Regions from separate parts of the Homo sapiens genome. Here regions 2 and 3 are each linked to region 1. A link is a loop called in an ENCODE intact Hi-C map of the cell type or tissue named here. Cell type or tissue: K562. All regions are shown on one strand. Region 1 has its middle 49 kb from the start of CPEB4. Region 2 overlaps LOC107986482 (a long non-coding RNA gene). Region 3 has its middle 13 kb from the start of LINC01863.

The links. Hi-C counts contacts between places; a loop is a spot of excess contacts. Peaks named below come from ENCODE experiments on the same cell type or tissue, not always from the same donor. Only the 100,000 strongest peaks of a DNase experiment are listed, where the experiment ranks them.
Region 2: a loop joins it to region 1, with 5 times the contacts of the local background. A loop is called at or near these places in 10 of 110 quality-filtered maps.
Region 3: it touches region 1 in a loop (2.9-fold over the local background); 10 of 110 quality-filtered maps call a loop at or near these places.

Annotation. Positions count from the first base shown.
Region 1 is chr5:173,835,726-173,843,725 of GRCh38, reverse strand. No RefSeq gene overlaps it. Among named protein-coding and RNA genes, the nearest start is that of CPEB4, 49 kb to the left of the region's middle. RefSeq lists a silencer at 7,726-8,000. In K562, no CTCF peak of the experiment used is centred here; DNase peaks (open chromatin) are centred at 4,315 and 7,875.
Region 2 is chr5:173,778,406-173,786,405 of GRCh38, reverse strand. LOC107986482 (a long non-coding RNA gene) reads right to left here. Exons shown (of 2, transcript XR_001743004.2): 1 at 7,965-8,000. Among named protein-coding and RNA genes, the nearest start is that of LINC01485, 8.5 kb to the left of the region's middle. RefSeq lists a cis regulatory region at 4,133-4,143 and enhancers at 4,066-4,210, 7,341-7,560, 7,386-7,680, 7,437-8,000. In K562, no CTCF peak of the experiment used is centred here; DNase peaks (open chromatin) are centred at 807, 3,555, 4,185 and 7,492.
Region 3 is chr5:173,625,624-173,633,623 of GRCh38, reverse strand. No RefSeq gene overlaps it. Among named protein-coding and RNA genes, the nearest start is that of LINC01863, 13 kb to the left of the region's middle. RefSeq lists enhancers at 1-693, 4,542-5,363. In K562, CTCF peaks have their summits at 3,717 (motif pointing left) and 7,746; DNase peaks (open chromatin) are centred at 3,723 and 7,753.

The DNA of each region.
Region 1 (8,000 bases):
GAATATACCAACATCCATTGCATTGTGTACTGTCAACGGTGAATTTTATGGTGTTTTGTTTGTTTTTGTTTTTCAGACAGAGTCTCACTCTGTCGCACAGGCTGGAGTGGAGTGCGATCTTGGCTCACTGCAGCCTCCGCCTCCCGGGTTCAAGCGATTATCTTGCTTCAGTCTCCTGAGTACCTGGGATTACAGGTGTGCACCACCATGCCCAGCTAACTTTTTTTTTTGAGACAGAGTTTCGCTCTTGTTGCCCAGGCTGGAGTGGATTGGTGCGATCTCTGCTCACTGCAACCTCCGCCTCCCGGGTTCAAGCAATTCTCCTGCCTTAGCCTCTTGAGTAGCTGGTATTACAGGCATGAGCCACCAGGCCTGGCTAATTTTGTATTTTTAGTAGACATGGGGTTTCTCCATGTTGGTCAGGCTGGTCTCGAACTCCCAACCTCAGGTGATCTGCCCACCTCAGCCTCCCAAAGTGCTGGGATTACAGGCATGAGCCACCGCGCCCAGCCGTGAATTTTTGTAGTTTTAGCAGAGACGGTGTTTTGCCATGTTGGCTAGACTGGTCTTAAACTCCTGGTTTCAAGTGATCTACCTGCCTCAGCCTCCCAAAGTGTGGGATTAAAGGTGTGAACCACCGCCCCTGGCCTAAAATTGGTTTTTAAAAAAGAAAAAAAAATTAGTACAAAATAGGGTGTAACATTTCTATCACTGATTACATGTTGGAATAATATTTTGGATACATTGGGTTAGATAAGATATACTGCTAAAATTAATTTCACCTGCTTTTTTTTTTTTTCTTTCTGAGACACACAGAGTCTCCCTCTGTCACCCAGGCTGGAGTGCAGTGGTGCCGTCTCGGTTCACTGCAATCTCCACCTTCCAGGTTCAAGCGATTCTCATGCCTCAGCCTCCCAAGTAGCTGGGACTAGAGGCATGTGCCACCACGCCCAGCTAATTTTTTGTATTTTGATAGAGATGGGGTTTCACCATGTTTCCCAGGCTGGTCTCGAACTCTTGAGCTTGGGCAATCTGCCCACCTCAGCCTCCCAAATTGCTAGGATTACAGGCATGAGCCACTGCACCCAGCATTTATTTATTAAAAAAAAAATGTGAGCTATTAGTATACAGTTGACCCTTGAACAACACAGAGTGTCAGTTGAACTGCATGGGTCCACCTACCCATGAATTTTCTTCCATCTTTGCCACCCCTGAGACAGCAAGATCAGCTCCTCCTCTTCCTCCCCCTCCTCAGCCTACTCAACCTGAAGACAACAAGGATGGAGACCTTTATGCTGATCCACTCCCACTTAATGAATAGTAAATATATTTTCTCTTCTTTATGATTTCTTAATAACATTTTCTTCTCTCTAGCTTGCTTTATTGTGGGAATACAGTGTATAATACGTATAACATACAAAATATGTGTTTATTGGTAAGGCTTCTGGTCAACAGCAGGCTATTAGTGGTTTGTTTTTGTTTTTGTTTTTTTGTTTTTGAGACAGGGTTTTGCTCTGTCACCCAGGCTGGAGTGCAGTGGCGTGATCACAGTTCACTGTAACCTCAACCTCCCAGGCTCAAGTGATCCTTCCTCCTCAGCCTCCCAAATAGCTGGAACTACAGGCTGCACTACCACACCCAGATAATTTTTCTTTATTTTTTTTTTGTAGAGACAGGGTCTCACTGGTTGCTAGGTCTGGTCTCAAACTCCTGGGCTCAAGCAATCCTCCTGCTTCAGCTTAGTAGATAGGTTTTAAGGAAGTCAAGTTATAAGCTGGTATGACTGTGATCAGGGGGTACTGCCGCTAACCTCTGTGTTATTCAAAGATTAACTATATTTTAAATTACACACGTGGCTTGCATTTATGACTCACGTTATGTTTCTATTAGATACCAATGTTGTAGCTCATGGTCTATGCACACACTGGGGACTAGAATACCTTGCCCAAACAGCTATGAGCTTATTTCCAGAAACTGCATGGACTCCTTCCCCAGGTCTGTCCTCTCAAAGGCTGAGCAAGCCGCCCGTGCGCAAACCTTGAAGCCCATTGGTGGCCAAGGGTAGCTGTTGGTTGGGAGGGGAAATAGACAATGGAGTTTGGCTGTGAGGCCGGGGCACCCTCAGGTGTTTTTGCCTGCACAAGGCCCATCTCAGTACAGATACAGACCAAGGCGGGGAGAGAAGTGGGGCAGGAGCCGGGCCTGGGGCTTGGGATTGGCTTTCCAAGGTCACCACCTGTAGGCGCAAAATGCTGAGGCATCTGAGATTTCTAAATTCAATCTTGACCTTCCAGATTGTTAGGCAGATATATTTGTCAAGGTATGCAGCTAGACATATTTTATTTAACAGTTCATTAGCTTGATTTATAACTTTTAATATTTAGACGTATAATATGTGGGTCTCTGTTTGTACTCTTGCCCTGGGCAAGTAAAGTAATTACCATACAGGTTTATAAGGGCGAGATACAGGATGTACGTGGTGCAGTGGGAGCCTAAAGGAGGGACACGCTCTGCCTGGGACGGAGTGGCTTCTGCATAACAATGAAATCCAGGGGAAAGGGTCATGGCTGGGGACCACGACTACAGTGAAAAGAAGTCAAACCTATTTTTCTTTTCCTTGGCAGAAGGGAGGAGGAATACCTGGGCATTTGGCTGCTGGGCTGGGGACCCTGGTGAGCCAACCAGTCTTACCCCCCTGCACTGCCTCACATTTGCAGCCATGGGGCACCTGCTTGTGCCCCATCCGTCTGGTTCTTCAGAGTAAAAAGAAGATGGATTCAATGCTGAGGGGGCCCAGAGTCTCATCTGGGCCTTTTACCAGCTCTAGTTCTTTTACACTTCCCAATGGCAGTACCATGCACAAGATGATATGACATCCTGGGGAAGACTTTGGGATAGACCTTGGTGTGGGACTGCTTGGGTTTGAATTTCAGGTCCCTTTCTCTGGGTCTCAGTTTCCCCATCAGTAAAATGGGTTTGAAAATAATAGTACCATAAGAGAGTTCTTAGGAGATGAACTGAGATAATATTTGTAAAGAACACAAAGCACCGTATACACCCCAGTCCTTACTAATTTTATTGACAGATGGGACACTGTGGGGTAGAAGGTGAGGAAGCTGGCTTAAAGACCACACCAGGTTTCAGGACCAAGGTTTCAACCATGTTCTCCTTCCCTCCAAAGCTTGTGTTCTTTCCCGCTCTCACATGTGAGCATTTCTCAACCACAAAGATAAATTCATCTTCTCTTGCATGTGAGGTGTATTCATTGAGCTGGAGAGAGAAGACTAAAAATAACGTTAGGTGTAAATTTCATCCAGTGAGAAGGGCTGTGCCTTGGTTGGGCTGGGCATGAAAGGAAATGCTTAGCTCTCCATTTTCTCCTTGCTTTTCAACCAAAAGCCTTTGGCCTGAAAACACACCTGAGCCTGTGATGAGTTTTGGAAACCACAATTGTGATGACAGGGCGGGAGACCTTGCCAAGGCTCTCCGAGACTTGACCCTGCCATCCCTGCTACAGAACTCCCCTCCTGCCCTCTCCTTCTCCTCAGAGTGCTAGAAGGAGCCAGGTGGGTGCTCTCCTCAAGACCTCATATGCATGCAAAGACCCAGATCTTCCCAACGCTAGCCACTGCTCAAATGTCACAACCAGAGAGTCTCCCCGACCACCCTACCTCAAGCCTCTTCTACCACCCCACCCCAACCCACTCTCCAGCATGGTGCCTCCTTTTTAAGTCTCATAGCCCTTAGAGCAATCTGAAACCTTGTTCATTTCTGCGTCAATCTGTTTCTTGCATCCTGCCCCTTTAGCGTGGAAGCTGGAAGACAGCAGACCCGGTGTGTCGCTCACTGCTATGTCTCCAGAGCCTCCAACGTGCCTGATGCCTATTAGTCCTCAAAATTTTTTAGTAAATAAATGTATGCATGGAGGAATGAATGAACAAATAAATGAAACCTCAGTTCTGGTCCCAACTGTGCCACTAAATTGCTTTACCTCTGGGTCACATTCTTCTCAATTATGAAACGAGAGGGCTGCATTCGATTAGGAATTTTTTAGGGGTACTTTGTGGGTAACACTGAAGGGTTTAAGCAGGAGCGTCATGTGGTCACATTTGTAGTGAAGAAAAAAAGAAAATCACCCTGGGACCCAGTAGAAAGTGGATTGAAGGTGCCTATTCTGGAGTTCAGGGAGTGGCCAGGAGCTGTGACAGACATACAGGCCAGAGACAAGTGAGTCACCCAGGTTTATCAGGAGACAGCAGATAAAGCTCACAAACCCTCTCTCAAGTGACAAACTGCTACCAGGAACCCAAGCAGATTCTAGAGTTCTATATGGGGTGGTTGAAGCCTCTCTGTCTCTATCTCTTCCCCACACGCATATAAACACTGGCCATCCCCTCCCCTGCTTTGTTGCCACCTGGGGCTTACCATATGATGACAGGTTAATCAGGTGATTGTGACAGATTACAAGAATACTTAATATTGATGAATCTTCTTCCTAGTGACTACTTACATATCATCGACCCTTTTCCATGTGGAGCTTACAATAGTACCTATAATATTATGTATGTACAATAACACAATACAATACAACAGTAAACTACAAAGCTATACATAGAGAACAAATCAGGATTAGGGAAAGAGAGATTTAATAGATCAGGGCCAGGAAGGAAGTTAGGACATAAACAAGCAGACAAAGGATTCTAGGCGTTTATCAAAGTTGGCCACATATTTAGATTGAGCTTCCCAGTGGCCAGAACAAAAAGGAAAACATGATGATGCTTGAGAATATGAAAAAAAAATATGATGCTACATTATTTGTGCCATATAAGGAAAAAGTATACTAATGTCTCAGAAGTAAAACTTTCTTTTTTTTTTTGAGATGAAGTCTCGCTCTGTCACTCAGGCTGGTGTGCAGTGGCACGATCTCAGCTCACTGCAACATCTGCCTCCCGGGTTCAAGCAATTCTCTGCCTCATCCTCCTGAGTAGCTGGGATTACAGGTGCCCACCACCACACCAAGCTAATTTTTGTATTTTTAGTAGAGATGGGATTTCACCATCTTGGCCAGGCTGGTCTTGAACTCCTGACCTTGTGATCCACCCGCCTCAGCCTCCCAAAGTGCTGGGATTACAGGTGTGAGCCACTGTGCCCTACCCAGAAGTAAAACTTTCTTTGGCACCTGAATTGGAAATGACTTACATTTTTTTAACATGAGATAATCCTATTTATTTTTAAAAACATAAGTATACATAGACAGAAAATTTTGAGTAAATACACCAAATCATTGATTACAACTATTTAGGTAGTAGGATGAGAATGTTAGTGACATATTACTTTCTCAGTGATCTTATGAATTTTCTAAATTTTCTGGAATACATGGTTATTGAATTTTTTTTTTTTTTGTATTTTATATATTCAGGCTAGAGTGCAATGGCATGATCAGAGCTCACTGCAGGCTTGAACTCCTGGGCTCAAGCAATCTTCCTTCTTTAGCTTACCAAATAGCTGGGACTACAAACACATGTCATCATGCCTGGCTAAGTTGATTTTTTTTTTTTTTTTTTTTTTTTTTGTAGATTCTTGCTATGTTGACCAGGTCTTGAACTTCTGGCTTCAAGTGATCCTCCTGCCTCGGCCTCCCAAAGCACTGGGATTACAGATGTGAGCCACTGTGCCTCGCCCGGATGTTGAATATATAATCAGAAAACTACAATGAGTTTTTTCCAGTTTTTAAATTTGTGGTAAATATGCATAACATAAAATTTTACTACCTTAACTGTGTTTAATATATACAGTTTAGTGCCATTAAATATATTCATAGTATTGTGCAACCATCACCACCATCCATGTCCATAATTCTTTTCATTCCGTAAAACTGAAACTATGTACCCATTAAACTAGAACTCCCCATTTCCACCTCCCTCCAGCTGCTGACAACCACCATTCTGCTTTCTGTCTCTGTGATTTCTGGTACCTCTAAGTACCTCATCATGGGTTTTTATATAGGGAGAAATAAGTGATGTCATGTGCATTTTCCAGTTTAAAAAATAGAAATCAGTGGTAACAAAGACATTCCTGAGACTGGGTAATTTATAAAGAAAAAGAGGTTTAATGGACTCACAGTTCCAGGTGGCTGGGAAGGCCTCACAATCATGGCGGAAGGCAGGTCTTACATGGCGGCAGGCAGGGAGAATGAGAGCCAAGTGAAAGCAGAAACCCCTTATAAAACCAACAGATCTCATGAGACTTATTCACTACCACAAGAACTGTATGGGGGTAACCGCCCCCATGATTCAATTATCTCCCACTGATTCCCTCCCACAACACATGGGAATTATGGGAGCCGCAGTGCAAGATCAGATTTGGGTGGGGACACAGCCAAACCCTATCAGTGGTGTTAGTGATCATTTTATAGGAGGAGTAATTTTTTTATTAAGAAAGGGAGACAGGACTGGGCACAGTGGCTCACGCCTGTAATCCCAGCACTTTGGGAGGCCGAGGCGGGTGGATCACGAGGTCAGGAGAGCGAGACCATCCTGACTAACACAGTGAAACCCTGTCTCTACTAAAAATACAAAAAAAATTAGCCAGGCGTGGTGGCGGGCGCTTGTAGTCCCAGCTACTCGGGAGGCTGAGGCAGGAGAATGGGTGAACCCGGGAGGCAGAGCTTGCAGTGAGCCAAGATTGTGCCACTGCACCCCAGCCTGGGTGACAGAGCAAGACTCTGTCTCAAAAAAAAAAAAAAAAAAAAGAAAGGGAGACAAAAAGTGGAAGGACTGGGCTACTTATATATCAGCAACATGTGTTTGAATTTTGGGGTATAAATTAATTAAGCCAATAATCATGAGTTTAAAATCAACTCTTCCTCTCAGTAGAACAATGAATAAAAAGAGCTACAATTTACTTAGTCTTTAGGAGGGTGTGTGCCAGGCACTTGACTAAGCATGGACAGAAATGAGTGCAGCCCTCCTCCAGCCCTGAGAGGTAGGGTTCTTCTCCTATTGAGAGATGGGTTTAGCTAGCTCCTGTGCTGTGTTGGAGTTACACAGCTCTTCACACTGGTCCTTCTGACCCCAGATTCCTGGCCCAGTGCACGACGGGACTCTTCCACTCTTGGGACAGCCTGCTAAGTGTGCTGAGGATATCGGTAATGGTGGCAAACCATTGTGTTTCAAACCAAACCAAAAAGGAGGAATCTTGCAGGAGGTTCCATCCCAGGATAAATGCAAAAATATGTCCAGATCAATTTCAGGAGGAGAAACTGATCAGTCCACCAAGATGTAGCAGATTACTACAATGTGGTGGCTTTTTATTCAGAAAAAAAAAAATAAAACCTACTACTGTTAGGGGGCATATATGCCTTACCTTGCTTGCAGGAGGGAGGACAATCTCGCTGATAAGCCCTGGGTAGCCAGGCTGTTCAGCAGGTCCCCCCAGCCCCTGTTTTTTTGTTTTTGGCTTTGTCTACATGGCACCACAACACTGGCCTCACTAGAAGACATAGTGAAAAGTGTTGTTGTTGGGAGAAAATAGCCACAGGGTGCTCTATGTCTCTGTTAACACTTCATTGTAAACATGGGTTGTGGATTTAGAAAGTATTGAATTCAGGTTCTGACGCTTTTCTCAGTAGATTCCTGTGGCAAGCTACTAACCCCCTCTAATAATAATAGTGCTGACAGCATAGGATTATTGTGAGGGTGAAGTGAGATGCTGGTTGTCAGGGGTTTTGCCCCATGTCTGGCACACAGCAAGAGCTTAAAAGGTGAGAGTTATAATTATTCACTAGCTTAGATTACAGGCCATCCCTCAACCAGTCATGCCGGCCAGGCGATGTCATGCTCTGATTGGGCAGCCCTGGGTCACAGTTGCATTCTGAAAAGATGATACTGTTGCATGGACTAGGTATTGCAGGAAGGCAAGGGCGTGGACAGTGACTAGGAGATATTGCAGGCATTCAAACAAGAGATGATGTGGCTTGAAAGAGGGGAGCGACTGTGGTG
Region 2 (8,000 bases), 57 kb after region 1:
GGGCTGCGTTCAGTGGCAGCAGAAGGCCAAGGGGCTTAGGGAGCACCAGGAGCATCTGCTCCAACACAGGGTCTAGGAAAAGCCTTCCTAGAAGACGGGACATTGGAGCTGGGCCTTAAAAAATGAATTGGAGTTTGCTACTTAGACACTGAGGAGCTCTTAATTCCCTGTATCCCACCTTGCACTGTGACTGACCACACTGTACTGCCGGCCTACGTCTCTCCTTTCTGCTGAGCTCCATTGGGTGGAAACTGCAGCTGGCTGGTTCATTGAGTTATCTCCCATGCCTAAAAGGGCACCTGACATATAGAAGATGCTCAATTAATGCATGTGAGAGAACAGCCTGTGCAAAGGCCCAGCAGAGGGTGTAGACATGGAGCTTGGTACAAGGTGGGTGGAGCAGGTAGTGTCCAGGGCAGGAATGACCGTTTGCCTATCTGAGTAGTTTGGATTTTATCTTCTGAAAGGGGAGGAAGGTGATCAAATCTGCATTCATTCATTTATTTGACAAACACTTATCAAACACCTGCTATGAGCCAGGTATTGTATTAGGCCTTACAGATAACATGGGAACAAGACCAACTCCTTCTCCACGTGGAGCTTACATTCTCATGGGAAAATAGAGACCAACTTGTGAGCAATTCAAAAATCATACCTTGTCAGCCAGTGATGAAGTACTAGGTAGAAAAATAAAGACTGGTAAGAAGCTAAAGTGATGGTGGAAGACAAGGGAGGCTCAGTGGTAGGTGGGAGTGTCTCAGATAGCATTGTCAGCTGCAGGGAACAGAAAACCTGCTCACAGCCGCCCAACATGTAGCAGGTTATTTATATCTTGCAACAGGAAGCCCGAGAGGTAAGTAGTCCCAGGCTGGCTGGAGACTCCGTGGTGATATGAAGAAACCAGGCTCCTCCTTCCTGGTCCACCTCCTCAGCGTTATCTCTGATGCTTTAACTCTTTTTTCTTTGAAATTGACAAATAATAATTATACATATTCATGGGGTACATAGTGATGTTTTGGTACATATAATATATAGTGATCAGATCAGGGTAATTAGCATATCCATCGTCTCAAACCTTTATCATATCTTTGTGTTGGGAGCATTCAATATCCTCCATCTAGCTATTTGAAACTATATACTATATTATATATTAACTATAGTCATCCTGCAATGCTATAGAACACTACAACTTCTTCGTCCTATCTAGCCATCTAGTAATTTTGTATCCTTTAACAAATCTCTATCCTTTCCTTCTCCCTATTTTTTAATGAAGAGAATGAAACCGTGTATGTTATATTTAAAAGTATATAATTGAAAACACTGAAGTTGATATCTTGCTGACATGTGAATTTCTCCATCCAGAAATATTCAGAAAAGCCTGATGCTCACAAAAATAACCAGCATGAGCCTTCTGGTGTGAAAAATAGGGGAAAGGGGCCAAAGCCACATCTGGGTGGATGTGATGTGTGATTGGATGGCACCTGATAGGTATATGTGTGTGCGTGCTTGTGTGTGTGTGTGTGTGTGCACACATCCATGCAAGGTGACTGATTCCTATACTAAACTAATTCAGTGGAAGCAAGCCAGAAACGACCATGAGAATATAGCTCCCATCTCTACTCATCTCCCACAGAGAAACATGGAAACGTTTTAGGAAGAGCATCTGGCTTCCTAAAGCTCATAGAATGGGAGCCGTGGGACAAGTCAACAGCTGCTGAGACATGGTTCTCAAAAGGATTGCTCTGGGACAGTGGGGAAGATGGATTTGGAAAGCAAAGTCTATAGGCAGGGAAATAAAACAGGCCTGGAAGAGATGGGGAAGCCTGGACTAGGGCAGGTGATGGGGATGAAGAAGAGGGGGCAGCTTTGAGAATGATGGGGGGAGAATGCTGGAACAGTGGCAGCTGAACAAACATAGAAGTGAAGGATGGCCACGGGGGTAATGGGACCCAAATGCAGCAGCAAGACTTGGCAAAGCTGCTTCTAGTCACCGATAATGTCAGGCTCTCCGTCAGAGAGTTGCTTCTAAGAGGCAAGCCCCAAGAGTTCTCCAAGGAGTCCCTGCAGGGGCCTGAACTTCTTTTGTTGGTGATGCCAGCCAGTGATGGAATCCAAATACTCAGTACTCGGCACTCATTACTGCCTTGGGAGCCAATGGCACATTTGTTAAAAAATAAAAACACATAGCAGCAGCTCTTTGGGGAGTTTGGGGAAAGGCATATCAAGCAACCTGGGTCGCTGGACACTTGAGTGAATGGGTCATGGTTAGTGGAGACTCCTTTGGGAGGTGGTGTAAATCACTCTAAAAAACTTAGGGCTATGACTATACCTTAGCAAGAAAGGGAGGTGGATTAGTTCCAGAAAGGTTTCTTTCCCATGCCTGCCTGCCTTTCTTTCTTTCCTTTCTTTCCTTTCTCTCTCTCTTCCTTCCTTCCTTCCTTCCTCTCTTTCTTTCTTTCTTTTTCTTTCTTTCCTTCCTTCCTTCCTTCCTTCCTTCCTTCCTTCCTTCCTTCCTTCCTTCCTTCCTTCCTTCCTTCTTTCTTTCTTTCTTTCTTTCTTTCTTTCTTTCTTTCTTTCTTTCTTTCTTTCTTTCTTTCTTTCTTTGACAGTGTCTTGCTCTGTCATCCAGGCTGAAGTGCAGTGGCATGAACATGGCTAACTGTAGCCTTGACATCCTGGGCTCAAGGGATCCTCCCGCTCCAGGCTCCCATGTAACTGGGACCACAGACATGCACCACCACATCTGGCTAATTTTTTTATTTTTTTGCAGAGACAGGGTCTTGCTTTGTTGCCCAGGCAGGTCTTGAACTCCTTGGCTCAAGCGATACTCCCACCTCAGCCTCTCAAATTGCTGAGATAACAGGCATGAGCCTCTGTGCCTCACTGCATTTATTTTTCTTTAATGTAGCTAGTTAAACTGGTTTCAACTGATCAAATATCCACCCTTCCTGGGCCAGGCACTGTTCTCAGTCCTGGGGAACAAAACAGGCAAAAATCTTTCCTCTCAGAATTTAGATTTCTAGTAGGAGGAGACACCCCAAATCAAAAATAAACACTGTAGTCTATTTATGGTATGCTGGTTCCTTTTGTTTTTCTGTGTTAAGCAGGGCTCTTAGAACATATTAGAGCTAAATGTTGTGCACATACATTCTTTATTACATAATAAAGCATGTAATAAATAAGGATTTACACTTATAAATTATTCTACTTGTTTCTTCTTTAACCACAAAATCAAAAGGAGATTTGGCCTATGACACATGCCAGTCAATCAGTAATAGGCAACCTTTTGGGCTTCTGTTGCTCCTATATTTTTCATTCAAGCATTTGAGAGAATTCAAGATGGATGCATTGAGGGCTCAGAAGCGAAATGTGCAAAGATCAGTCCATTGACAAACAAGACCCAGGGATCTCAAATCATAGACTCAGGTGGTACACATTCTCCACTACCTGCCTGAAACTACCTGTTCTATGCTCCAGACAAAGCTGGTTGTCATGGGTACACATGCATACGTCTCATGGAAAAGATATCATGAAGTGTACAGCTTTCTGTAGGTGACAAAGCATTTTTGCGTTTGTTATCTGACTCCACACTCCACATAAGGTTGCCAGATTTAACAAATAAAGTCATGAGACACACAGTTAAATTTGAGCAATATTTGGGACATGCGTACTGAAAAAAATCATCATTTATCTGACATTCAAATGTAACTGGACTTTCTGTATTTTATCTGGCAACCCTAACTCTACAACCCTCAGAAGTAGACAATATTAGCGTCCCCATTTGATCACTGAGGCTGAGAAAGTAAATTGCCTAAAGTCAATAAAGGATCAAAGGGTGAAAGAACTGCCCCTTTGCCCATTCACTGGTTGCTGGGAGAATGATCACTCCTGGATCTCATCTTCAGGCATCAGATGTGCTGGGGCCAAGTGTGGGGATCTCAGGGCAAGGAGGGAGGGGAGAAATGGAGGGACTGGCCATCATGAGTAGTGGACTACAAAGACTTCATAACAGAGGGCAGGGGCAGGGAGGTGTTGATGCTTTGTTGCAACTTAGTTTTGGTTTGCTTACTTTACCAGGGCCTGGGCACCCCAGCCAACAGGCTGGAAATGCAGGAAGCCATCTGGAGCCATGTGCTGAGTCACAGGGCCCAGAGAAAAACAAGAACATCGTGACGTCAGAGCAGGGGTGGGGAGAAATCTCCCTCGAGATCTCCGTGGGCACCGGAAATAGAAACTGCTCCCTTTGAAGCATCTATTAGAAGATCCAAGTCTCTAACAGATCACCATGAGATTTCAATTCAGTTCCTATTAAGCACCAACTGAACGCATGTGAGAATGTCAGGGAATCAGTTGGTGAAGAGGCAACCGTTTTAATTTAATTTTATTTATTTGAACAGAGTAAGCCTCTGTTCAATCCTGACTCATCTTCTTTCTTCTCTTACTACCCATTTGCCCTTGAGCAGTTCACTTAAACTTTCTGACCCCATTTCCTCTTCAGTAATAATAATTCTTGTCTCATTGAGATAGTGTGAGGGCTTAAAGGGAATTACATTTTTCAAAAGCATCTTGCACAGATCTGGCACAGTCAGTGGTAGGTCTTCTTAGCATAAGGATATAAAAAGATCTTTCTGTAAGGTTGGTGTGGGGATTAAATTGGATGACATATCTTTACTTTCAAGCAAGCTCTGGACTGAGCTCTTACTAAGGTTTCAGCTAAGGAGAGAGATTTCTTTCCTCCTCTCTAGACACTGGGGTAACTGGTTCTGGTCCCCCAGTGTTCTGGTTAGTAGAACTAAATACGTACACGCACAATGAATGTTTACACAACATCCGCTCATTCCATTCCACAAATATTTCTTTTAACATTGTACACATTACTGGCTCAGCCTTTGTAGAGGTCTAGAAAAACAAAATTAGGATGAATATCCCCATTTTGTTGCTGTTTTTTGTTTTTGTTTTTGTTTTTTAAGACGGAGTTTCACTCTGTCACCGAGGCTGAAGTGCAGTGGTGCCATCTCGGCTCACTGCAAGCTCCACGTCTCGGGTTCAAGCAATTCTCCTGCCTCAGCCTCCCAAATAGCTGGGACCACAGGGGCACACCATCTCGGGTGGCTAATTTTTTGTATTTTAGTAGAGACGATGTTTCACCATGTTGCCAAAGCTAATCACGAACTCCTGAGCTTAGGCAATCTGCCCGCCTCAGCCTCCCAAAGTGCTGGGATTGCAGGCATGAGCCACCGCTCCCGGCCTGCTGCTGATTTTTTAATAATCATTCTGTGGGAGGCACTATGCTAAGTATTTTGCATGCATCGAATTCTTGGAGCAATCTTTTCAAATTCGTGCTATAGTAACCCCCATTTTATAGATGGAGCAACTGAGGCTCAGTAGAGTTGACTGTGCTGCCCAAATGCACAGAACTAGTGGGTGGCAGAGTTGAGGCTCAATCCCAGCCCTGATTATCTCAAAGGTTCTGACTGTCACACTATGCGTGAGCTCCCAGAGAGAGAAAAACACTCAGTTGAAAATTTAGAGTTACTCATGCACAAAGGTATATAAACAACACAAAGTGGTTAGATGGGCAAATGCTGACGGAGAGGCTGGTAATCAGAGTTATGGGCAGTTCTGGGCTGGGAGATCTCCCTGAGAGCTGTACTATGAAAAGGGGCTTTCTAGAAGGTGAAAGTTTAGGTGGGGAGTAAAGCTAGACCTTGAAAAATGATGTGGAACAGGTAACAAAGCAAAGGCACGTTGAGCAGAGGCCCAGATGGTTTGGCCAAATATGGGCTGAGCTTAGTGAAGGTCAGGTAACCAAGGCAAGGTGTGCTTTGGAGAACAAAAGGAGGAAGGTTGAGCTGGCACAGTCTGGCTGGCTGGTATTAGCTTCTTGAATGATAAGCTCTTCAGCCTGGCTGGGGTGACTTCTAACTTCGGAACATCACTGCTTAGGGGATTCCTGTGTATCACACATTGGGCCTGAGCAGCAGAGCTAGGAGTTGTTCCTGTTATTGGAAAGGGAGGAAGTTTCTGCAGAGTAAGTGGGCATGATCTGTCTTGCTGGAGGGCCTCAACCTTTACTCTCCTGGGTAAGAGGAGACAATGATATTTCCATGGTCTTCAGAGCATTCTGCTGAGAAGCCCACAAGCTAAGGGCCATTACAGCAAACTCAGAGATGATACAACCTTTCTGCAGACCATGGTAATATATATGAAGAGGATTAAAACGATGTAACCCTTTGTTCCCTCAATTTTACTGCTAGGAATTAATCCAAGGGAAGTGGTCATGGAGAGATGAGAAAATGTGTGTATGGACAAAGATGGTCACTGTAGAATGTAGTATTAACTTACAAACACAAGAATCAGAAATGTCCCACCTAGTCAGTAATGGGGGCTTAGTTAAAAATTATGATCCAGGCCGGGTGCAGTGGCTCATGGCTGTAATCCCAGCACTTTTGGAGGCTGAGGCAGGCAGATCACCTGAGGTCAGGAATTCGAGCCAATATGGTGAAACCCCGTCTCTACAAAAATTAGCCTGGCATGATGGTGTGTGCCTATAATCCCAGCTATTCAGGAGGCTGAGGCACAAGAATCACTTGAACCTGGGAGGCAGAGGTTGCAGTGAGCAGAGATCGTGCCACTGCACTCCAGCCTGGGTGATAGAGTGAGATTCAGTCTCAAAAAAAAAAAAAAAAAGAAAAGAAAAGAAATTTTGATCCACCCATACAAGGGAATGCTACACTTCCATTCAAAGTCAAGGTGGTCACACCATAGCAGGGAAAAATCAGTTATAAAAACATTAAATATAGTATGATCCTAGCTCACAAGTACATTAATCCAATTCATTCACTTATTAACTATGTAATGAAGATGTGCTGTATGCCAAGCACCATTCTGGGTACTGGGAATATGGACAGGAACAAGCTCAGGGTGGGAAGTTGTTTAGGGAAAGACAGGTAATACATATATGGACTTAAGAATACACAAGATAATTTCTGAGCATGGCACACAATGCCATGAAGAAAGGCATGCAAGATGGACTAGTTTAGTGTGCGTGAAGATGGAGGGACTATCCAAGGAGGTGACATTTCGGCCATGACTTGCACGCTGAAAAAAAAAAAATCCAGTCATGATTTCCAGAGTCATGAAATCCAGAGCATTTCAGGCAAAGAGGCGAAGGCCTTGAGGGGAAATGCCATTGGTGTATTAGGAGGGAAAAAGAAAGAGAAATAATGTGTGAGTAGAGAGAGAAGAGGTAGGAGAGGCAAGCAGGGCCAGATCACACAGACTGAAAGTCAAGGTGAAGTGTTGATAAGGAGTGTGGATTTCCTTCCAAGTGCTGTAGAAAGCTACCGGGTTCTATGTAGGCAATCATCATACAGTTGACCTTCAAACAACACAGGTTTGAACTGCACAGGTCCACTTACAGGTGACTTTTCTTCCACCTCTGCCACCCCTGAGAGAGCAGGACCAACCACTCCTTTTCCTCCTCCTCAGCCTACTCGAGTTGATGATGACAAGGGTGAAGACCTTTATGCTGAGTCACTTCTGCGTAGTGAACGTAAATATACTTTCTCTTCCTTATGATTTTCTCAATAACATTTTCTTTACTCTAGCTTCCTTTATTGTAAGAATACAGTATACAATACATATAACATACAAAATATGTTAATTGACTGTTTATGTTCTCAGCAAGGCTTGCAGTCAACAGTAGGCTATCTGTAGTGTTTTGGGGAGTCAAAAGTTGTATGCAGATTTTCAACTCTGAGGGGGGTCAACACCCCAACTTCCATATCGTTCAGGGTTCAACTCTCTTTATGTATCCGGAAGGAAATACACCAACAGGTTAGTAGAGATTATTAACAAGTAGTGGGGTAATAAACCGTGTTTAAAAATCTGTGTGCTATTCTGTAACTCCTGAACTTTTGTAATTAGAAACAAACAGTAATTTCCATTTTTAAAGAACTCACCAGAGAGCAACATCGACAGATGACAACCATCACCTG
Region 3 (8,000 bases), 210 kb after region 1:
GGATGTGGTGAGTGGCCTCCAAAGGGCAATTCAAGAAGATCAATCCCATGGAGGCGCCCAGCTCCTGTTTCCAAACACGCTTCCTGGCCTGCAGATACCTTGACGGCAAACTTCATGTAAAGACTTGGTAGAGATGATTCAGCGTTTCCAACATGTTTCATCATCTTTCTAAGGTTGGTACAAAGCTCTAGCCCTATACTGATGCCACCAAGGGGCACCATATCTGTGACCTTGACTAAGCCAAGGTCACCACGGCAGTGATGCCAGCACCTTCTACACGCCACCAATGGGTTCAACATTTCACATGCATTGCTAGTTTCATGCTGAGCACAGCCCTCCGTGGAGGGGGGGCTCTGGATATTTGTTTTACAGATGAGGAGACTGCAGCTCAGAGAGGACAGTTCACTTGTTCATAATATACCTCTTCTGGAACCAGAAACAGAGACCAAGCCCACGGTGAACAGATTCCAGAGTGTGAATTCTTTCATCTTCTGTGTCCCCTGAAGGTTTTATTTGCCATCGTGCTTAGCTGAAAAGAGCTGAGAAAAAGTTAGAGCTAATATTTTGGGAGCATCTCTATCTGCACCTTACTGCTTACCCAGGCATTGCCTTGTTGAATCCTAACAGCAGTCCTGTGAAGTAGGATTATCACCCCCAATTTTCAGGAGCAAACTTGGACGCCTCGCTCAACTTGTCGATTGAATCTCCTAAGTCGATTGAATCTCCTAAGTCCACGAATCTTGAGCGGAGCGGGGATCCAGGCTCAGGTCAGCATCCATGGCCTTCTGCCACATGCACTGTTTTGCTGTTGTGCCTAGGACATTTGCTTCTCCCTGGAGTGCTGAGGTCCCACATAATGAGCAAGATTGAGAGGAAAGGGAAGAAGAAAGGGCCGATACCAAAACCAGCTCAGGGTAGGGGACTGCAATAAAGGGGAAGAAGAGCAGGACATGAAAAGGCTGGTCCCTTCCCCATGGGAACAGGGAATTAGGGGAGAGAGTTTGGTACTATGATCATGACTGTTCTCCCTTCATCAGAATTAGAAGTACCTAGCCCTCCAATTCTAGATCTTCCCAAATTTCAGAACTTTGTTAAAGATGAACATTGTCAGGCTGGGTGCGGTGGCTCATGCCTGTAATCCCAACACTCTGGAAGGCCGAGGCAGGCAGATCACAAGATCAGGAGTTCGAGACCAGCCTGGCCAACATGGTGAAACCCCATCTCGACTAAAAATACAAAAATTAGCTAGGCGTGGTGTCAGGCGCCTGTAATCCCAGCTACTTGGGAGGCTGAGGCAGGAGAATCTCTTGAACCCGAGAGGCAGAGGTTGCAGTGAGCTGAGATCACGCCACTGCACTCCAGCCTGGGCGACAGAGTGAGACTCTGTCTCAAAAAAAAAAAAAAAAAAAAAGATGAACATTGTCTGTGGAGCCTCCCTCCAGCCCATACTGAGCCTGATCTCTGCCAGCATTTAGAGCCTGTGCTTCAATCACTCACAGCGTGTACTGTGGTCTGTCTCAGGTGTCTTGGGGTAGAAAATTCCCATTCGATAGGCGGTCTCCATTGAGATAGGAAGTTGCTAAGAGGGAGGACATTGTCCTACTCATTCCTTTCTTGTTCCTCACAGAACTCAGAAGACTAGTGAAAATAGATATGGGCCCAAATAAATACTTGTATTGTATTGTACTTGTATTGTACAAAAAACTGTTCCCATTTTATACAGAAAAACAGAGGCAATGGCAACTCCTATCAATTAGGTCAGTGGCTCTGGGCTTATCCGATTTTCCTTTAACATCAAATCTCCTGATCACTACTAAATCACAAATCAAAAGCCAAGTAAATCTGGATTGATTTTAAAAGGAGGAGAAGGCAGAGAGAAAGAGAGGGAGGAAGGAGAGAGAAGGAATGAAGAGGAAGATGAGGTGGGAGGAAGGGGAGGAAGAAGAATAGGAGGAGGGAAGAGTTGCGGTGAGGGATGAGGAAGAGAGTGGAGAAGATGAGGACTGGGAGGAGGAGAGGGGAGGAGGAAGATGGGGAAGAGATCGTGAGATGGAAGAGGAAGAAGGAGGAGATAAGGAGGAGGGGGGTAGGAGATGAGGAGGAGGGGGTAGGAGATGAGGAGGAGGGGGGTAGGAGATGAGGAGGAGGGGGTAGGAGATGAGGAGGAGGGGGATAGGAGATGAGGAGGAGGAGGGGGGTAGGAGATGAGGAGGAGAAGGGGGGTAGGATATGAGGAGGAGAAGGGGGGTAGGAGATGAGGAGGAGAAGGGGGGTAGGAGATGAGGAGGAGGAGGGGGGTAGGAGATGAGGAGGAGAAGGGGGGTAGGAGATGAGGAGGAGGAGGGGGGTAGGAGATGAAGGGAGGGAGGAGGGAGGACTTGAGGAGAAAAAGAAGGGGGCAGTGGGGGAGAGGAGGAGAGGAAGGAGAGGAGGATTTTGCTCTGGAATGGGGCACAGCTTAAAACTGAAAGTGGGTACAAAATCGGATTGGAGACAGAAATAGCACTCTTTTCTCCAACATGAATTCTATGTTTCCTAATCTAAAAAGGGATTGTTCTGCCACGCAAACCTCCTCTTCTGTGCCTGCCTCACCATGATGCAGGTATATTGACTTCATCAAATGCGGAAGCCTAACTCGCTGTAGAATGAACTACATCAGAAACTCTGCCAGGTTAATCTTGACAGAAATCTGGCGACAAGGTCAAATCTTGAAGCAAAACAAAACAGACAGCCCAGGAATGTGCAGCCCAGCCATCCCTCACTTGGCACAGTGCAGGCAGTCACTGTGAGGGGCTTCCGGTGTGTGGGTGGGAGTGCTTTACTTCCAGGCAATGCCAAACAAGCAGGGTGCTTATCCTTGGGCCCCCAGTGCCCACCACAGTGCCTGACACAGAAGAAGCTCCACAAACATGTCATCTGTTCTCATTTTTGTGTTTACAAACACAGTAAACAGACCACTACATTTAACAACTTTCGTTATGTCAAGATTCGCCAACGAGTCTCAATACTAGCCAGACAGACTTTCTCCACAACATCGTTTTCATATTGATTTATTTTGGCAGTTATTGTTAATAATGAATTTCATATATGATACAGGCATTCTGGGAATGCATCAGTGCCCTTCAAAATGGTGTTTTATGATTCTGATCTTAGCTGAGCCATTCATCTCTGTACCGTCGGATCCAGTTTGGCCACTCCTGGATCTGGAACATAAGCCCCATGCTTTGTTTCTGTCTTTTCTGTCACTTGTCATGGTTTAGAATTATGTATTTGTAGGTTGATTTGTTCTGTGTCTGTTCACCCCCCTAGAAATACAGATGTCCATGAGGGCCAGAATCATTTCTGCTTTGGGCGCCACAGAGTCCTCCATCTTTAGTATATAACCCTGTGCTGATATAATGTATGGCACATCATAGAAGCTTGACAAACATTTACTGAGTGAATGTATGAGGCTGGATTCAATGCCTCTTAACTTCTTAGCTCCCTTTCAATGGGGAGAATCTCAAGCTCCATAACACAGGGAGCTCTTGGCTGTCTGACCCCAAGGGTGCAGTGCTTTGTGAACTGGCTGGTCATGCTATCACAGTCTTAGGACTCCAGATTCCACCCCTAGGGTGGCTGCAGGGCCTATGGCACAGCTTGGACCAGGGGCATCTTGGCTGAGAGGGTGGACTCAGCCTGGGGGGATGGAGGACCGGCCCACCATGGAGCTCTCCTGATACTGCCCCCATCAGGCCAAGCCTGGGAAGAGCATCTCTGACTCCAGTAGGTCCCTGGCTGCTATAGCAGCATGTGCTCCATGCCAGGGCAGGTGTGTGGGGAGCAGCAGGGGGTCTACTCCTCCATGCAGGGGTAACCCTGAGGTTGGGGGAGACATGCACTTCTGAGAAGGTGGGCCACACATAATAATGCTGAGTTAGGTATTGCTGCATCACTGTTCTGCAAGACCTGCCCTGTCATGCAGAGTTGCAGCATGTGCAAGGCAAAGAGGGGGCCAGATCCAGCCTCCAAGGAGAGGTTGGTGAGAGCCAGTGACACCCAGCACACATTCTGGGCTCCAGCCCCAATCCTCCAGGCCGACTTCCTGCTTTTCCTGTTCCCAACACTGTGAAATAACCTCTCCAGTGGCTCCCCAGAATTCTTAGAATGCAACCTGAACTCCCGCAAGGCCTCCCCCTGCAGCCATCCTCGTCCCCGCTGCCCCTCGGTCAGGCCAGGCTTGTTCCCATCTCCAAGCCTTTGCTATTGTTCCCTACCTTGGGACCCTCTTCCTGCCTTGTAGGTCTAAGTGTACCCAGCTCCTTCTTGTTATTTAGGTCTTAGCTCAAATGTCACCTCCCAAGAGAGGCCTCCTCTGATCATCAACTTATCTGCACCCAAAATGATTTTGATCTTGATTTTGCATGTTTGCTTTTTTGTTTGTTGCTTGCTTGCTGGCTAAGCTCCAAGTACTGAAACTGTGCTACCTTTTACTTACTCTTCTTGCCCTACCCCCTAGCACAGGGTAGCACGTGGAAGGCATTAGATAAGTATTTGTATGAATGAGTGAGTGAGTGAAGGCTCAGTTAAATAGCGAGGGCCAACACAGCTTCCCAGGGTCCATTCAATACCAGGCCTGTCCAGCAATGAGACTAATTCCAAGATGCATGGGGACTGAGCATTGACTATATGACAAGCACTTTACATGTAAGACTTTATTTAATCTGCCAGCCCCCCCAGTGAGCTACCACCACGGGGAATCCCATTTTACAGATAACTCACTCAAGGTCTCTTGGCTAAGACATCACAGAGCTGGGACTCCAACCTCATTCCGCCTGTCCCTGGAGACTGAGCGAGGGCTCAAATGCCTCTCTCTCCTGCGACCCCTGCACATCACAAGATCCATCTGTAAGTCCATGCCCGAACAGGGCAAAGGCAGGAAAAAGGGCTCCCTGAATGCAGCTGGTCCTATCCCTTTGTCCAACAGGTATCTGCCAGCCCCTTGCTCTGTGTGGGTCCCGAGGCCAAGGGCTGGAACACAGACAGCAACAAGGCTGAGCCTTACCCTCCTGAGCTCAGGGACCCATATCACATTGAGCCACACTGCAGTGGTCTTCTAGAACATTTTTCCTTAATTAAGGGCAATTAAAATTCCTTGGGTTTTGAGGATTTCTTAAAATTCCTTGGGGGCGTGGACGATGTCTGAATTCAGGGGAGACACATGAGATGGGGGGAGGAAAGCCAGCTGGCTAGGTAGACTGGCCTCCCAGGGCTTGCCCCAGTTTGAAGTCACTTCCTCTCCCAAATTCCAACTCTCCAGCTTTCCGGCCCCTAGCTCTGAACCCAGGCTGAGGGCCAGAGGGCACTGGTGTGGGGAAATGTGCCTGCTCAGCATTTTGTAGCAGGTCTGGGAGTAAAGGCATCAGGGCTTCTGCTGAGACACTGGAATTTTTCAGTTTAAAGCCCGAAGTTCACTCTTTCTTTCTCTCTCCCTTTCATTCATTCATTCCTGGCAAACTGCGCATTCTCTCCTCCTCCCACTGCGAATCCCATTGTCATTCCAGCAGCATTTCAACCCACTGCAGGCGAAGTGGAGGCTCTCTCTCTTCCAGATTTCTCTGTCGAATTGCTGGCAAGGACAAAGCCGTTAGGAGCAAGATTCGGTAACTAGCTTTTTAATTTCATGGCTGGAGGTTGTCAGGACAGTACAGAGAAAATTGCCAACGATTCAGAGAGCGGCCCATGAATCTGGGGCAGAGCAGGAGAGAACAAGGGAGCGCTTCAGCTGGGGGTGAGGTGTTGGCAGCCACTTGGATGAGAAAGTTCTCTTCTTCCGAATTTCTTTGGTTCAGATCCGCGTTCATTTAAAAAGATCAATTCAGCAATTTTTCACCCTTCCTCAATAAAGCATTTTAGACAGCGGAGAAAGAAAAGGAGAAGGGGCCCTCTCGGGATCTTTCTGTAGGACGGAACGAGCATCAGTTGGTCATCAGTTGTTATGAAATAGGGCTGTTAATTTGAGAGAGAATCGTCCTATTTCCAGTATATTTCTGCAGACTTGGATTATAAAACAACCCTACCTCCAGATTACAACCCCAATATCAGGTTCAAAAGTTCCACATTCCAACCCCCAAGCTCAGCTACAGAGTTGCTGTGTGGCCGTGGGTTAGTGGCTCCCTGTCTCTGAACTCTGCAAGTTGAATGTTGAATAAAACGGTCCCTAATATTCTTTCCCACCTCTATGCTTCTCTGTTTTTACCAAGTTCACAAGGAATTTCTTCGTATCTAAAGGCTGGGGTTTTTAGGTCTCTTGGGCAGAACCTCACATGGGTCTGAATGAAGAGGAATGAACTGTAACCTCCAAAGAGCTGAGTGACAGAGTGACATTAGGAAGGGTCTCAAGATGCCACTTTACCTTGTTATGCCAACTGCGATTCCACAGCTGGATATACTCATGCAAGCTAACACTTGACAATAATAACATGGTAAACTTGTACTGGGGGTCTTGTTTTATCATTCCTGGAACTCTCTCAAATACATTCTCTTTCAAATGCCTTCCTCATATCCACCCTAAAAATAAGGTCTTTTAGTCACTCTATTCTACAGATAAGGGAAGTGAGGCTCACATGCCCAAAAGGTGACCAAGTCTGACCAGAAGACCCTTGCTTGCACTGGGCTAAGATATACAAGGCCTGCCCCTGGAGAAGCAAGTTTGAGAAAAGCAAGGGAAGGCAGGTGCATCTTGCCAGTTTCTGCCCTCCCTTCCAGCTTCACATTGACCTCTAACTGGCAGTACTGCTCCAAGGCTCTTAGTTGCAAGCAACATAAATGTATTCTGGGTGATTTAAGCTGAAAGGGAATTCATTGAAAGATTCTAGGTAGCTCACGGAATTGACAGGAAGACTGAAGAACTAGGCTCAGGAAATAGGTAAGAAAAAGGGCGGTCTCGCAGCCAGAATCACAAACAAAACTCTTGCTCCAGAACCAGTCCAGTGACATCATTGCTGCAGCTGCTACAAACACAGGGCCCCTGTCATTGCAGCTGGAGCACTGTCCCTTCTGGCCATGGCTGTGCACAGAGCTGCAAAGGAGGCTGGGAAAGTGGGTATCTGGTATTTTCTCTACCCATAGGAAGGCTCTGCCACCTAACAAGCCTCAGGGGGTACAGAGTTCCCCCCAAATAGGAAGGGCATTGAGAGTTGAGATGCCAGGTAACCAAATCTCAGGCAAATGTGCACGTATCAATCAGGTTAGGCTCAGTAATGCTGTAGTAACAAAAACATCTTAAATCTGAGGGGCTTAAAAACAACCAAGGGTTATTTCTGGGTCACGCTTACATGTCCAGCAAGGGGCTCCATTCCAGGACTTTCTTAACTCAGACCTCAGGCTGCTGGAGCCGCCTGATCTCAAATATTTCCCACAGTCACCATGGCATTGGGAAGGGGTGATTAGAGCAGCAATTACAGGCTCCCAACCAGAAGTGACATATGTCACTTCCACGCATGGCTCACTGGCCAGACCTAGTCACATGGCCCTGCCTTGGGGCCAGCAAGTGCCGTCTTGCCTCAGATCTGGAGGGCAGAGAGCTGGGGAAATCTGGCAAGTAGTGTTGACAATGCCCAGGGTCCACTGAATGGGGCCTGCCAATCAAAGCCCACCTGGAAAGGGAACAGAAGACAGAGCACTGAAATGGAGGTAGGAGAGCAGAGTTTCATTCCTGGTTGAGCCCCTGAGAACTGTACATGTATCTAGCAGCACCTAGGGGCTAGAGGAAACCCTTACTTCTGGGTGTGGCCCCAGAAGACACTCTGCTCAAACTGCAAGTGGCAGCAGCAGATGTTGGAAGCACAGCCCACGAATGAAGCACTGGAGGGCCCAGAGTAAGGGGAGCTGGGAGCCAAGCCCAGCCTCTTGGAGCTCAGGCAGGCAGCCTTTTTCCTGCCTACAGGCTCCTGAGCCACTGTCTCCTAAGGAAGATGGGTGCTTCACTGTAGCCCCAGGCTCCCTCTGGAAATAAATCC